2 separate regions of the Homo sapiens genome follow, and region 1 is linked to region 2. A link is a contact called in ENCODE Hi-C or POLR2A ChIA-PET data. All regions are on one chromosome and are shown on one strand. Each heading gives the region's core, a stretch centred on a gene start or an enhancer-like site at or near the end of the contact. The rest is flanking DNA. Distances are from core to core; before and after follow the strand shown. Region 1 overlaps NIBAN1 (niban apoptosis regulator 1). Region 2 overlaps NIBAN1 (niban apoptosis regulator 1).

Evidence for each region. A loop is a pair of places that touch in the nucleus more often than their neighbours do. ChIA-PET counts read pairs that join two places held with the same protein, here RNA polymerase II (POLR2A). Pooled maps may share reads with other maps.
Region 1: a loop to region 2 is called in a map of ascending aorta, with 4 times the contacts of the local background. The contact joins two enhancer-like sites. A Hi-C loop is called at or near these places in 24 of 168 maps with a recorded cell type or tissue (GM12878, MCF 10A, Right ventricle myocardium inferior and 13 more), 2 of 37 single-sample maps with no recorded cell type and 14 of 50 pooled maps. POLR2A ChIA-PET finds 5 or more read pairs at or near these places in 6 of 52 experiments (AG04449, MCF 10A, OCI-LY7 and 3 more).

What each region holds. Positions count from the first base shown.
Region 1 is chr1:184,881,441-184,887,919 of GRCh38, forward strand. It overlaps NIBAN1 (niban apoptosis regulator 1), which reads right to left. Exons shown (of 14, transcript NM_052966.4): 5 at 3,193-3,360. Among named protein-coding and RNA genes, the nearest start is that of NIBAN1, 90 kb to the right of the region's middle. Within about 2 kb of position 1,336, at least 9 of the 41 ENCODE cell types and tissues checked have a DNase peak (open chromatin) inside an H3K27ac peak, as active enhancers do; they include ascending aorta and tibial artery, where a contact is called at or near this core.
Region 2 is chr1:184,826,001-184,832,867 of GRCh38, forward strand. It overlaps NIBAN1 (niban apoptosis regulator 1), which reads right to left. Exons shown (of 14, transcript NM_052966.4): 6 at 5,847-5,962. The region is part of intron 1 of LOC107985238 (a long non-coding RNA gene); the gene reads left to right. Among named protein-coding and RNA genes, the nearest start is that of EDEM3, 75 kb to the left of the region's middle. Within about 2 kb of position 1,816, at least 7 of the 41 ENCODE cell types and tissues checked have a DNase peak (open chromatin) inside an H3K27ac peak, as active enhancers do; they include ascending aorta and tibial artery, where a contact is called at or near this core.

The sequences.
Region 1 (6,479 bases), core at 86-2,585, 55 kb after region 2:
TCCTGGAACCCCAAGCGAGATCAACATGCCTAGCATCAGCTGCTAGCGTTACAGGAAAGGGGTCCCGATCCAGATCCCAAGAGAGGGTTCTTGGATCTCGCGCAAGAAAGAATTCAGGGCGAGTGCACAGTGCAAAGGGAAAGCAAGTTTATTAAGGAATAAAAGAATGGCTGCTCCATAGACAGAGCAGCCCAGAGGGCTGCTGGTTGCCCATTTTTATGGTTATTTCTTGATGATATGCTAAACAAGGGGTGGATTATTTACGCCTCCCCTTTTTAGACCATGTAGGGTAACTTCCTGACGTTGCCATGGTATTTGTAAACTGTCATGGCACTGGTGGGAGTGTAGCAGTGAGGATGACCAGAGGTCACTCTCATTGCAATTTTAGTTTTGGTGGGTTTGGGCTGGCTCCTTTACTGCAACCTGTTTTATTAACAAGGTGTTTATGACCTGCATTTTGTGCTGACCTATCTCATCCTGTGACTTAGAATGCCTTAACCATCTGGGAATGCAGCCCAGTAAGTTTCAGCCTCATTTCCAGCTCCTGTTTAAGATGGAGTTGCTCTGGTTCACACGCCTCTGATACTAGAATGCCTAGGACCCGGTTCTCAACAGAGAAGCACGGTGGCCTGAGAGTCAATGAAACAATGGCCACAGCAGGCTGACAGCCCTTCCTCATCTGCATGCGGGTAGAGGATAGCAGGCTCCCAGCAGCCACCTCAGGGTTTCTGGCCCTTATCCCAGCCCTAATTTTAACTATATTTCTTAACTTTTTGGGTAATTATGGGAAAAAGTGGTTAAGTGGCAGCTTGTGAAAGCCTGTTTCTGGTTTACTCAAAATAATACAATGAGTAACAGGCAGAGACTAGAACAGAAAATGTGACACAATAAAGATGAGTGGTACATCATGCTGTCAAAAACAGAAAAAGAGGCGAGAAAAGAAAGGTCTGCTCCTTGGCCCATGATAGTCAAGGACTGTTCCCTACAATGTTATCACAGCTTCTGGTTCTGACTGGAGCTACTGGAAGTTATGCCAAATTAAGTCCACATAAAGCCTCAGCGAGGATAAAACAGTTTCTGGGCAGAGGAATGTGACACAGAACCAAGGAAATATGACTAGACCTCATTATCTTGGTGCCTTTGATAACATACTGGAGAGCAGAGTGGGGTTTTGAATGGGCTGAAATCTTCCATAAATGGAGTCTAAATGCAGGCTACATAACATCCAAAAACTCCTCAGAGAAAGTCCTATTATGTACATGAAAGGGGGAATGCAGTAAGTCCCATTTGGCTGGGCAGGGAGCATTCTGCACTCAGTGAAACTTCGCAGTTCCTGTGCTGAGTGCCAACTGCATGTTCCTACTAGACCGAGGCCCTAAACACAGACGGGCAAGTGTAGTGGAAAATGAGCTAAAGGGTGCAGTCAGTGCTGGGCAATTTTTTGTCTCTAGAACATCAAAAACACAAGGCAAGATTTTAATAAGGGTATCATTTTTTTAAAAAAGTTCCTAACTAGTTATGATCCAGTATGATGATGAATGTTACTCAGGGTTGCTGTGGCAAAACAGACTGACCTTATCTTTTTCCGTGAGTCCCCATCAATACACAGCTAAAACCAAGAGTTAGTTGAGATGCATCACTAGTGACTCTCACTCTGTGGGACTGACACTCTCAGGGAAACCTCTGAATTTTAAAATAAGTATACAGTGAAATTAACCATATTAGGAAATAAAGGCACAATGGGTGAGGTGACTCAGCTCAAATGTCACCTGCTCATACAGGACTCCCCTGGAGAGCTGAAAGTTCGGCACTCCTTTCTTCACTAGTTAGTAACCTCTCGTTGCTCTTTAACCCATTAACTGTGATAACTTTCAAATGATAATTGGTGGGTGTTTATCCATCCTCCCTGTTTGAATTTCAACTCCCAGAGACAGGAACTCTGTATGCTTCATTACTCTCTTCCTAACACCTACGTAGAGGCTGGCACAGAGTAAGCCCTCAGTACTCTTAGACTGGCTGCCTTTCCAAGTGCCAAGAACAAAGAGCGCAGTTATCTGTAACTGAAGACTTTGTGGAGTCCAGAAAAACCAGCATTCACCTCAGTATATCAAAAACATCACATATTGGAATGAGAAGTCTCTTTTACTATTGATGTCACATTGCTTAAGTCCATGCCTGGAGGCAAAGTGGCCTGAAGCAACACCACCCCAAGGGTGGTTCGCGAACCAGCAGCATCAGTGCCACTCGGCCGTGTGCTAGAAAAGCCAAGTCCAGGCCCCACGGTGTACCCAGTGAGTCAGAATATCTGGGGGTGAAGCCTAAGAATGTGTGTTTTAATTAAGTTCTCCTGGTGATTCTTATGAGCCCTAAAGTTTTAAGAAACACTGATCCAGAAACAAATACTAGATTACCACGGACCGTGCCACTCATCTTAACTGAGTAACTGTTATTCAGAAATAAAGGTGAAAATAAAAAGGAAATGTCAAAAAGACTAGCATTTGCCAGGGAAAACTGGCATGTTCTTGCTGGCATTTAGATTTTTTTAAATCAGGAAGAAGGAGAGTGAAGTATATGCAAAATGGTCTACATGAATAAACTCAGGACAGTCAGAATGTGACACCCCCCAACTTGCAGCCAGATAACTGCCCCATGTTCTGCTTCACCGGGGCCTCCCAGGCCTGCCTGAAAACCAGCAAGCAGGTGAGGCTCCTTGTGCACAGAACTCTCCCTTTACCTGTTTCCCTCTTCTTCCCTGGGCAGCACCATCTGTGGCTCTTTTTTTTTTTTTTTTTTTTTTTTTTGAGATGGAGTCTTGCACTGTCATCTGGGCTGGAGTGCAGTGGCGCGATCTCGGCTCACCACAGCCTCTGCCTCCCGGGTTCAAGTAATTCTCCTGCCTCAGCCTCCCAAGTAGCTGGGATTACAGGTGCCCACCACCACGTCCAGCTATATTTTTTTGTATTTTTAGTAGAGATGGGATTTCACCATATTGGTCAGGCTGGTCTCGAACTCCTGACCTTGTGATTTGCTGGCCTCAGCTTCCCAAAGTGCTGGGATTACAGGCATGAGCCACCGCACTTGGCTCATCTGTGGCTCTTTCTAAGAATCACTGCAATAGATGATGGACCAGAACAACTCAGCGAGGGCTGCCCCACTTCCCGCCCCGGGGATGAGAGGGGAGCCGCGCCATACCATGATTGAGATGCCTGACGCAGTCACTCAGGAGGGCACTAAACCTCTTCTGGTCAGCAGCCTCGTGGAAGCAGAAGTAGCCGTGTCTGAAGAAGGGCTGCCACAGGTACACTGGGAATTCCTTGGGCAGGACCACAAAGGGCTGAGTGTTCTCCTTCTCACTGGAGGCTAAAGAAATATTGAAAACACAAATACCTTTTAAAACATGTATCTTTTATTTCAAATGTGTGTTTCAGGTCGTGAGGGTGACTATCTGGGGCAGGCCATGGGATGGAAAGTTGGTGAGATATTTTCACAGGATAGGGAAACTGGGAGCACTGGCTCCTCTGGCATCCCTCCACCAGCTTCCCCTGTCCCACTGCGGTCTGCCTGGCCTCCTACCCAACATCACAGGGACAGTGAGGATACCAGGAACACAATTTTTTCTCTTTTTTGAGACAGAGTCTCGCTCTGTCACCCAGGCTGGAGTACAGTGGCACAATCTTTGCTCACTGCAACCTCCACCTCCCAGATTCAAATGATTCTCCTGCCTCAGCCTCCTGAGTAGCTGGGATTATAGGCGCATACCACCACCTCCAGCTAATTTTTGTCTTTTTAGTAGAGACAGGGTTTCACCTTGTTGGCCAGGCTCCTGACCTCAAGTGATCTGCCCGCCTCAGCCTCTCGAGTAGCTGGGATTACAGGCATAAGCCACCGCACCCGGCTAGTTTTTTTGTATTATTTGTAGAGACAGGGTTTTGCCATGTTGCCCAGGCTGATCTCAAACTCCTGAGCTCAAGCGAGCCACCTGACTTTGCCTCCCAAAGTGCTGGGATTACAGGCATGAGCCACCGCGCCCAGCCTGGGCACAATCTTTCTCAACTTCCTTATGTCTAAAGACCCACAAACGGAGCTTCCTCTGCCCTCCTGCCCCTCTGCAGGCCACTGACAACCTGTGCACCCCCTCACTCTACTGGCCCTGCAGGCTCCAGCTCCAACAGGGCAGCTCTCTGCCCTGCACTCTCTCCCTCCTCCCTGTCACTGCCAAACACCACTTGCTGTTTTTATGCCATCAACCTTATTCTCACCTCAGTCTGATTCCTGTCCCCACCAGCTCCTGAAACCCAACTGCTGAAGCCATTTATGTCATCCTGACTGCCAGCCTATGGCTGCTTCTTTTCATCTGACCTGGAATATTTGCTGCTGCTAACAACCCCTTCTTTTGAAAACATTATCTCCCCATGACTTCCAGGAGTGCCTCTCTCCTGGTTTCCTTCATGCTTTGTAGAATTTTGTTTCTTCTTTATCACCTTTATTGGTTCCTCTGCTGACTCTCTCCATCTCCTCGCTAAGCATCGGTGCCTGCCCTGTTCTGTGCTGGCTTCCCCTCCACTCTCAGTCTGTACCCTCCCAGGGTGTGTTCACCCATTCCGTGACTTTTTATATTGTTCCTACAGTCCATAGAACCCTCTCTTCCCTCCTTTCCATCATGCTTTCCCATAAAAAAATTCTCATTCATCCTTCAAAAGTCAGTTCAAAAGCCACTCCTCTGGGATGCCTTTGCTGGCACATCCCACTGCCACCAGAGACAGAGTTAGGTGCTTCCTACCCTGTTCTCCCCAAATACTGCAATGACCTGTTTTCATGCCCAGCGCCCACACTCAGGGTAGGGAGGCGGGGGAGGGGAATGAGATGGATTCCCGTGCTGTTCCCCTCCGCAAGGAGCAGAACCACTGCTACCCACTGTGAACGTCTAGAGATGCAGACTGCATCTTCCATAGCTTTGTATCCTTAGCCCACAGCACAGTCATGGAACATAGCAGATGTTCAACTTCAGTTTGTTGAGTGAAAAATGTGCTTTGTTGGCCTAGGATATTTTTTTAAAGCCCTAGACAATGGGACTTTTACCTCTTCCCTCAAAATCAATTCCAAGCAACTCATTTTAAACCGACTACTATTCAGAACCCCTACCTAAACTTTACTCCTTTCCATGCATTCCTATTACATGATATTGCACTTGGTTAAATGAGTTCCAACTTTTTCCAGAGTCACAGAAAATAAGCAGAAGAAAATGTTAGTTCTGTGCTTCCTGCATATGTATTAAGCACCAATCTCAGGGAAAGGTAAGGAAGAAGGTCTCTCTAAGAGGCCATTGAAAGCACTGGGAATACAAGGAAATGAATCATGACCACATGGGAGTCTACAGAACCGCATCAGTTCTGGCAAATTAATAAATCAGGATTGCTCATGCCTGTAATCCCAGCACTTTGGGAGGCCAAGGAGGGTAGATCATGAGGTCAGGAGTTCAAGACCAGCCTGACCAACATAGTGAAAACCCATCTCTACTAAAAATACAAAAATTAGCCGGGAGTGGTGGCATGCACCTGTAATCCCAGCTATTCAGGAGGCTGAGGCAGGAGAATCACTTGAACCCGGGAGGCAGAGGTTGCAGTGAGCCGAGATCATGCCACTGCACTCCAGCCTGGGTGACAGAGCGAAACTCCATCTCAAAATCAATCAGTCAATCAATCAATCCGTATTGGTTTAAATAAAGAATAAATTTCTGGGGATATATGGGAGCCCTGTTCCAGTGTCCTGGAATCTGAAGGTAACAGAGGAGAATGCACCACCAGCACAAGCCATGGCCCACCAGGACCTAGCACAATGCTGGGAATGAATCAACATGAAAACGAGCAAATGAATGAATGATTGAATGCTATAGAGACACCTGTAGTTGTAACACAGTATCTATTTCCCTTTCTGGGGAGAATAAGGCCCCTGATTTTTAGTTGGGCAAGTGACTACATAAAATAAGACTACATTTCCAGCCTCCTTTGCAGCTTGGTGAGCCCACAGCTACTAAGATCTGTCCAGTAAGATATAAGCTGAAGTGGCATATGAAACTTCCTGGAGGTATCTCTAAAGAAAGTGAATGTACCCTCCTCCTTTCCTTTTCTCCTCCCTATTATCTGGAATGAGAATGCTATGGTAGGAGCTCAGCAGCCACCCTGGACCCTGCCAAAAGGGGCCACAACCTAGAAATAAAGGGGGAGAAAGCAAGAAAGAGCCTGAGCTTCAGACAAATTTAGTCCACACCAGCCCTGAACTAATATCGAAATATCTTTAGTGAGATAATAAAACTTTGAGTTTTTTATTGTATGCAGTAAATGAGATTCTAACCAGTAAAATGCCAAACAAGTGAATTACTTTAACAAAACACGGGGGCATTTTTTTCTGTATCAACTTAGCTGAACACTCTGTAAAGAATACACTTATTGGCCAGGCATGGTGGCTTATGCCTATAATCC
Region 2 (6,867 bases), core at 566-3,065:
ATGCCCGTGAGCTCATTTGATCTTGCCTTTAATCAGGGCTCTGTCGCAGCAAGGTGTAACGCTTTCACTGAAGCAAATAGAAACACTCTCAGGGTGGAGGTGGACGAGCTATCCAGTCCCACTGTGCCTGTGGGTTGCTGGCAGAGAAGGTGCTTAGCTCTGGGCAGCAAGTGGGGCTCCTGTCATCTGCCAAGTGGATCTGCCTGGCGTGACAAAAGTTATGATGGGGACAGAGTTTCCACTAGCCCTGGTAATTCACTGGTGGGGATGTTTTTGACCTTTCTTCAGCCTTCTCTGGGGGCAGTCAAGAGATGAATCACCATTTTCTGTGGTGTTTAAGAGTAACCTAACATGCACAAAACTCCATGGAAATTAGCAGGTCCAACAATTATTGAAAGTAATGGCAAGAACCGCAATTACTTTTGCACCAACCTAATAGATTCAGTGGGTAATTAATAATCCACCAGCCCACCCTGCTCAATGGGATAAGTTCTTGTTTGGAACACATCTGCCGAAAGTGTGGTATGGGAAGAGTGAGCCAAGAGGAAGAGAGACCAATGCCAGAATTTAAAATCAGTGGGTTGACATTATGAAACTCAAGGGTCATAAGAATTGTCCCAATTCATCCTTTTGCAGAGACTGGTCAGAATTTTAGCATAAGTGTGAAATGGGTTTGAAAATATGAAAATGCTATATATAAAGGCCAAAGAAAAATAATGTTCCATTTGGGTGGGCTTATAGTTTTGTTTAGTCTTTCCCACACAATGTTCCAAGAAATTTGGCTCTATGTTACAACTTAGGGAATTAAAGGAAATATGTCTGCGAGGAAAAAGAGAGGGTGGGAGTGGGTTACGAGTGGCGGGGGGGTGATATGGTTTGGCTGTGTCCCCACCTAAATCTCATCTTGAATTGTAGCTCCTATAATTCCCATGTGTTGTGTGGGGGACCTGGTGGGAGATAATTGAATCCTAGGGGCTGTTTCCCCCATACTGTTCTAGTGGTAGTGAATAAGTCTCACCAGATCTGATGATTTTATAAGGGGTTTCCCCTTTCATTTGGCTCTCATTCTCTCTTGTCTGCTGCCATGTAAGATGCGCCTTTCACCTTCCTCCATGATTGTGAGGCCTCACCAGTAACATGGAACTGAGAGTCCATTAAAACCCTTTTTCTTTATAAATTACCCAGTCTCGGTTATGTCTTTATCAGCAGCATGAAAACGGACTAATACAGTGGGGGAGTGGGGCTCAGGGAATAGCCACAGGGCAGCAGAGCCTGTGGGTGCTGAAGCTCAAGTGCATCGCATCCCAACCACCATCCTCATCCTCCGACTTTCAGCCCCACCCTGCCCTGATCGAGTGCTGCCTGTCACCTCCCCAGAGCCCACTCTGGCATTCCCTACCATGGTCTGCCTTCCACAAGCAGAGTCTTAAGGTCTTGGGCTTTTCTAGAGAAAGTAGCTAATCTAATAAATAAATTGTAATAATGAAGGAATTCCCTAGCCTCTTCCCCTCAGAACAGTATCCACTGAATTTTAACATAAGTGACCTAAAAATACTTCAGTTTTTTTTTTTTTTAATGGGGGGTGTTGGCAAGGGCAGTGTTTTGTATACTTAACTGCTAGGACTTGGAGATTTAAAAATTCTATCACTCCTACAAGAAACTAAGCATGTCACTAGGTTGATCAAAACCAACAAACCCGGGATCGCCCCTTGAAGGCCACACCACAGTGCTTCCTTTCAGATGCTGAGCTGTCAGGAAGGTGTGGGGTCCAGAGAGACCACCCTCCTTCCTGAAGCAGGCCCCGCAGTCTCACCAGGCTGCTGGTCCAGGCCCCTTGCATTACTGAGTGGCCGTGGGTGAAAAAATCCAGTCAAAAGGAGTCACACTTAAGATCTTTCAGCAAAAGACAACTCTGGAGCACGTGGACAAGGCCTAAAAATGCGGGTAGTTTTGTTTTTTGTTTTTTTTTTTTTTTTCCGTCTTGAAACTGTTCTGTGGGAATTATGAGCTGTTCTCTAGCCCATCTTGGTATTTTAAAAGCAAATAATAAATATATCACATAGCTAGAGATACTTTACAGTTGCAAAGCCCTTTCCCTCATGATCTCATTTGATATATTTATATTGACAAGTAGAAAATATGTTGATGTTTTTACTGGCATACAAATATTTTCACCTTAACAGTCTGCCAGGCAAGTTATTCTGAGATAGTTGCTTTGCCTGAGCACTTGCCTAAAATAACCATCGCTATGAGGGCCTTCCATTCTTGCTGTGTGAGTCATTACTATGAAGGTAATGGAGCAAGGCTGGAAGTCTGAATGCAGGCCCCTAGGGTAGAGGGGTTCAGGACAGGGTTAAGATTAAGGTCTTAGCAGACAGGAAGAAAAAATGCAAATAAACCCAGCACTTTAAACAAAAGATGTCATTTTCTCAAACTCAGTTATGCTATGCCATTTTCTTTAACCACTTGGTAGCTTCTCCGGGCCCCTGGCCTCTTTTTTCTATGAGTCTTAGGGTAGACACTGCTTTACTGTTATGCACCATGTCTTAGAGTCTGAGGGGAACTATAATCCTTACCTGGCCTCACACAGTAAGCTTTAGAGGCCATTTCCTTTTACCAGCTTCTCCAAGCCGGTTTAAAATGCATTTCTGTAACAGACTAGTTTTCTGACTTCAGCCAACTGCTCTGAATGTTCTTTCTCTTACCTGTAGGGTGCTGGACAAATAATCCTGAAATGCCCCTCCAGCATTCACATTTTATTAGTCTGTTATTTTACCAAAACACTTAAATTCTGAGAGAAGCAAAACCATTTTTTTTTTTTTTGAGACAGGGTCTCTCTGTTGCCCAGTGTAGTGGCACAATCACAGCTCACTGCATCCTTGACCTCATGGGCTCAAATGATCCTACTGTCTTGGTTTCCCAAATAGCTGGGACTACCTGCACATACCACTGTTCCCAGCTAATTTGTACAAAACTTTTTGAAGAGATAGGGTCTTGCTATGTTGCCCAGGCTAATCTCGAACTCCCGGATTCAAGCAGTCCTCCCAACTTGGCCTTCCAAAGTGCTAAGATTACAGGTATGAGCCACCACACCCAGCCCCTGTGAAACTTCTTAGTGGGACACTTGATACCTCCAGTGATTTCTGATCTCTTTTCTGCTTTTTTTGTTTTGTTTTGCTTTCCCACTTAAAATGTTTTTTATCCTGCAAAACTAGGAGCTTACTATGACCACTTGCACAAATGCTTTACAATCTCCATCTATATAGAGACCCATATACATATACCCCACACACATATGTGCCTTGTCTTCTGCATGTTTTCTATGTGTGTCTCGCCTCACCATGATGGCAAGGGACGAGTCATTTCTCTCTCTTCCAACTTACACCACTTAGCACATAATCAGCCTGAAGCCAAAACAAACTCAAACTCAACTCCCAGAAAGGATTTATTAAATACATATATTCTTTTTTTTTTTTTTTTTTTTGAGATGGAGTTTCATACTGTCACCTGGGCTGGAGTAGGGTGGCATGATCTTGGCTCACTGCAACCTCCGCCTCCCAGGTTTAAGCAATTCTCCTTGCCTCAGCCTCCCAAGCAGCTGGGATTACAGGACCGCCACCATGCCCAGCTAATTTTTTTCTATTTTTAGTAGAGACAGGGTTTCACTGTGTTGGCCAGGCTGGTCTCGAACTCCTGGTCTTGTGATCTGCCCGCCTTGGCCTCCCAAAGTGCTAAGATTACAAGCGTGAGCCACTGCGCCTGGCCTAAATATCTATTTTCAATGGCATCATGGAGGAATGTAAGTTCACATTAGTTTCCAAGTGAAAGAAAAAAGTGAAGCAAGTGGCATAGCTGAACTCAAGGAGCTATTAAAAAATAAATGTGTAACTTAGTATATTCCCATGGTTGGTGTTGGTCTTTCACTCGGCCAGGATCAGAAGCCATCATTGCCTTTGCATTTGTCCACTTAGCATGTAACTCTGAAACTATCAGCTCCACAGGGCCAGGACCATTCTGTCTTGTCCATCTCTGGGTCACTAGCCCCCAGCACATTGCCCGGCATAGAGTCAGTGCTCAGTAAATAGTAGTTGAATGAATGAGACTAGGCAAGTCACTTAGCTGTTATATGCTTCCCTCAGTTTTCTCATTTACAAAATTGAAATAACAATAACTGCCTTACCCATCTCATAAGATTGGCAAGACAAACACCATTAGGTTTCGAACATTGTCAAGTATCACACAAAAGCATTTGACTACTCATCTATCTATTAACTATGTTGGCTTACATGGCAGGCCAGCCAGTGTCAAGTGCTTCAGCCTCCCCTTCTGACACTTTTGTTTTTCTTAATGGCATAAGTACATAACTATTTAGTTCTCTCACACTTATGAATGGCTGTGCTTCCCCAAAATATCAGAAACCAAGACTTGTTTAAAATTCTGAAAGAAGCAAGTCTCAGGTTGGGAAATAGATGAGTTTAGAATCTACCAGACAGAAAAAAAAAGAGAGAGAGAGAAAGAGAAGATTCTGATGGTAAACACATGTTTTCATATGGTGAAACAATAAAGAAGAGCTCCCTCATGAGTTTTCAGCATTAGCTGTTTAATGACCACACAGAGGCAAGGCACCATTCAGCATCCTCCAAATATTGTTCTCTAATAATGAATTTCACTAGCTCCCAAAAGAGGTACCCTAGGAGATGTGGAAAAAAAAAATAGTGGGGCCAGGCGTGGTGGCTCATGCCTATAATCCCAGCACTTTGGGAGCCCGAGGCAGGGGGAATCACGAGGTCAGGAGTTTGAGACTAGCCTGGCCAACATGGTGAAACCCCATCTCTACTAAAAATACAAAAGTTAGCAGGAGTGGTGGCATGCATCTGTAGTCCCAGCTACTCGGGAGGCTGAGGCAGAAGAATCGCTTGAACTAAGGAGGCGGAGGTTGCAGTGAGCTGAGATTGCGCCACTGTACTCCAGCCTGGGCCACAGAGCGAGACTCCTCTCAAAAAAAAAAAAATAGCATTCTTAAATACCGTGTTACTTTATGTAAATATGCCCGTACCCAGCCTCCTCTTCTTGGGTGAAGCAGCCATGTGACTGGTGTCATCATGGAGGCTGGGGTCACATCACAAAGCAGTTTCCTTAGATTTATAATACTGTCCCTGGGACCAAGCCCACTGAAGTGCTTAGGCCATGATTGGCATCTAGTCAGGATCATGAGGAATTATAATGTACCACAGGGCACAGAAAACTAGAAAAGATAAATTAAATATATAGAAAACTGTCTAATGCTTTTTGAATTTGTTTTTTTCATTACTTCATTTACATATAATTCAATAAAGACAGCTGCGTACCAAATACTTCCCCAACTGCACTTCACTTGTCACGATGATGCAAGGTAAACATTATTATTCTTATTTTTTCCAGAGGAGTAATCTAAGACTAAAAGAGGTTAAATAAGTTGGCATGACTGAAGTCCAAGTTTGCGGACCCTAGCTAAAGCCCTGTCATGCACTTCGCACTATTCCTCGGTACTCACACTTGATTCTAGTCTGGAAGCACGAGGTCATTTGAAAGAGTAATTCTTTTCATAGAAAACAGTGGAGGCAGCTCTTTCCACTGTAGTTGTCATGTTTTTGGCTGCCCTATTTCATGCCCAGTCTGGTGGTCTTTGTAGTAGGTGCCCAGTAGTTTCCTGACCAATGCTTGCAGACATGAGAGAGATGGTCTTTGGAACCACATCTTCCATACTTGCAACTTTTCTGTTTGATTGTTTAATAAAATGACCCTGACTTCGTATCACCCAAATACCCAAACACAGAGAGAATCCAAAATTTTGAACCCCATATTACCTGGATTTCATCCCCAGTGATCATTTCCCAGGAACCATAGTGACCCTTCTCCTGTCGGAAGAATTGCACAGCTTCTAAAAAGGCTTGGGCTTCAAATGTCATCTGCTTCATGTAATCTAAAGAAAAGAAGAAAGGGCATTCAGCAAGATAAAACACTCTAGATTTCCCCATAGCTCTTCAAGTGTAATGGCTCAGAGACCTAGCATTATCTGAAAATGACAAGGCATGGGATTATAAGACACAGAGAAAGTTAAGCAAGTACTGAATTCAAAGTTAATTTGCAGGTGTACATCACACTACTTGTTCATCGTCCTAGCTGATGAATTCTATCAGTTACTGAGCATAGTGGTTAGGACTAGAAGGAGGCCCGTCTCCTTTACCCTCTCTTATACATGCTCCCCTATCCACCCACAGGCACCCAGCGCCTTTACGCTACCAGCTGTGACACCTTACTCAGAAAGGCCGTCCCTTAACAGTGCCTCTTGTGTTCAAAGTATCTCCTTCCAGTTTCCCAACAAAACAATTTCTCTGTGACTCGGTATCAGCTTTCAATACAATATGCATCAACACAACATGCCAATTTATGCAAATGAAGATAATAATTGCTAACACTTACAAAGCAGGATAATGTTCATCTAAGCACTTTACAGATTTCATTGAGACCTCACAAAAACCCTCGAGGAGAGTATAATTATCCTCATTTTACAGATGAGGAGACTGAGGCACAGAAAGATGAATTAATTGCCTAGATCATATAGCTAGTGAGTGGCACAGCCCAGGTGTGAAATGTAGTCTGACCTCAGAGCTTGCCTCTAACCATGATGCTATATTGTCTTACATACTAGTTTTACGGGTTTGCCCTTCTAAACATACTGGATTTTAAATGGTGTCATATCTGAGAGGTACTATCCTACCACAAGGAATGAATATCTAATGGTGGAACTTAAGGTGTATAGAGGGAGCTGGGCTGAACGGCCTTCTCAGAGTTCCATAAGTCATGCTAGGCATGCAGTGTCTTCAT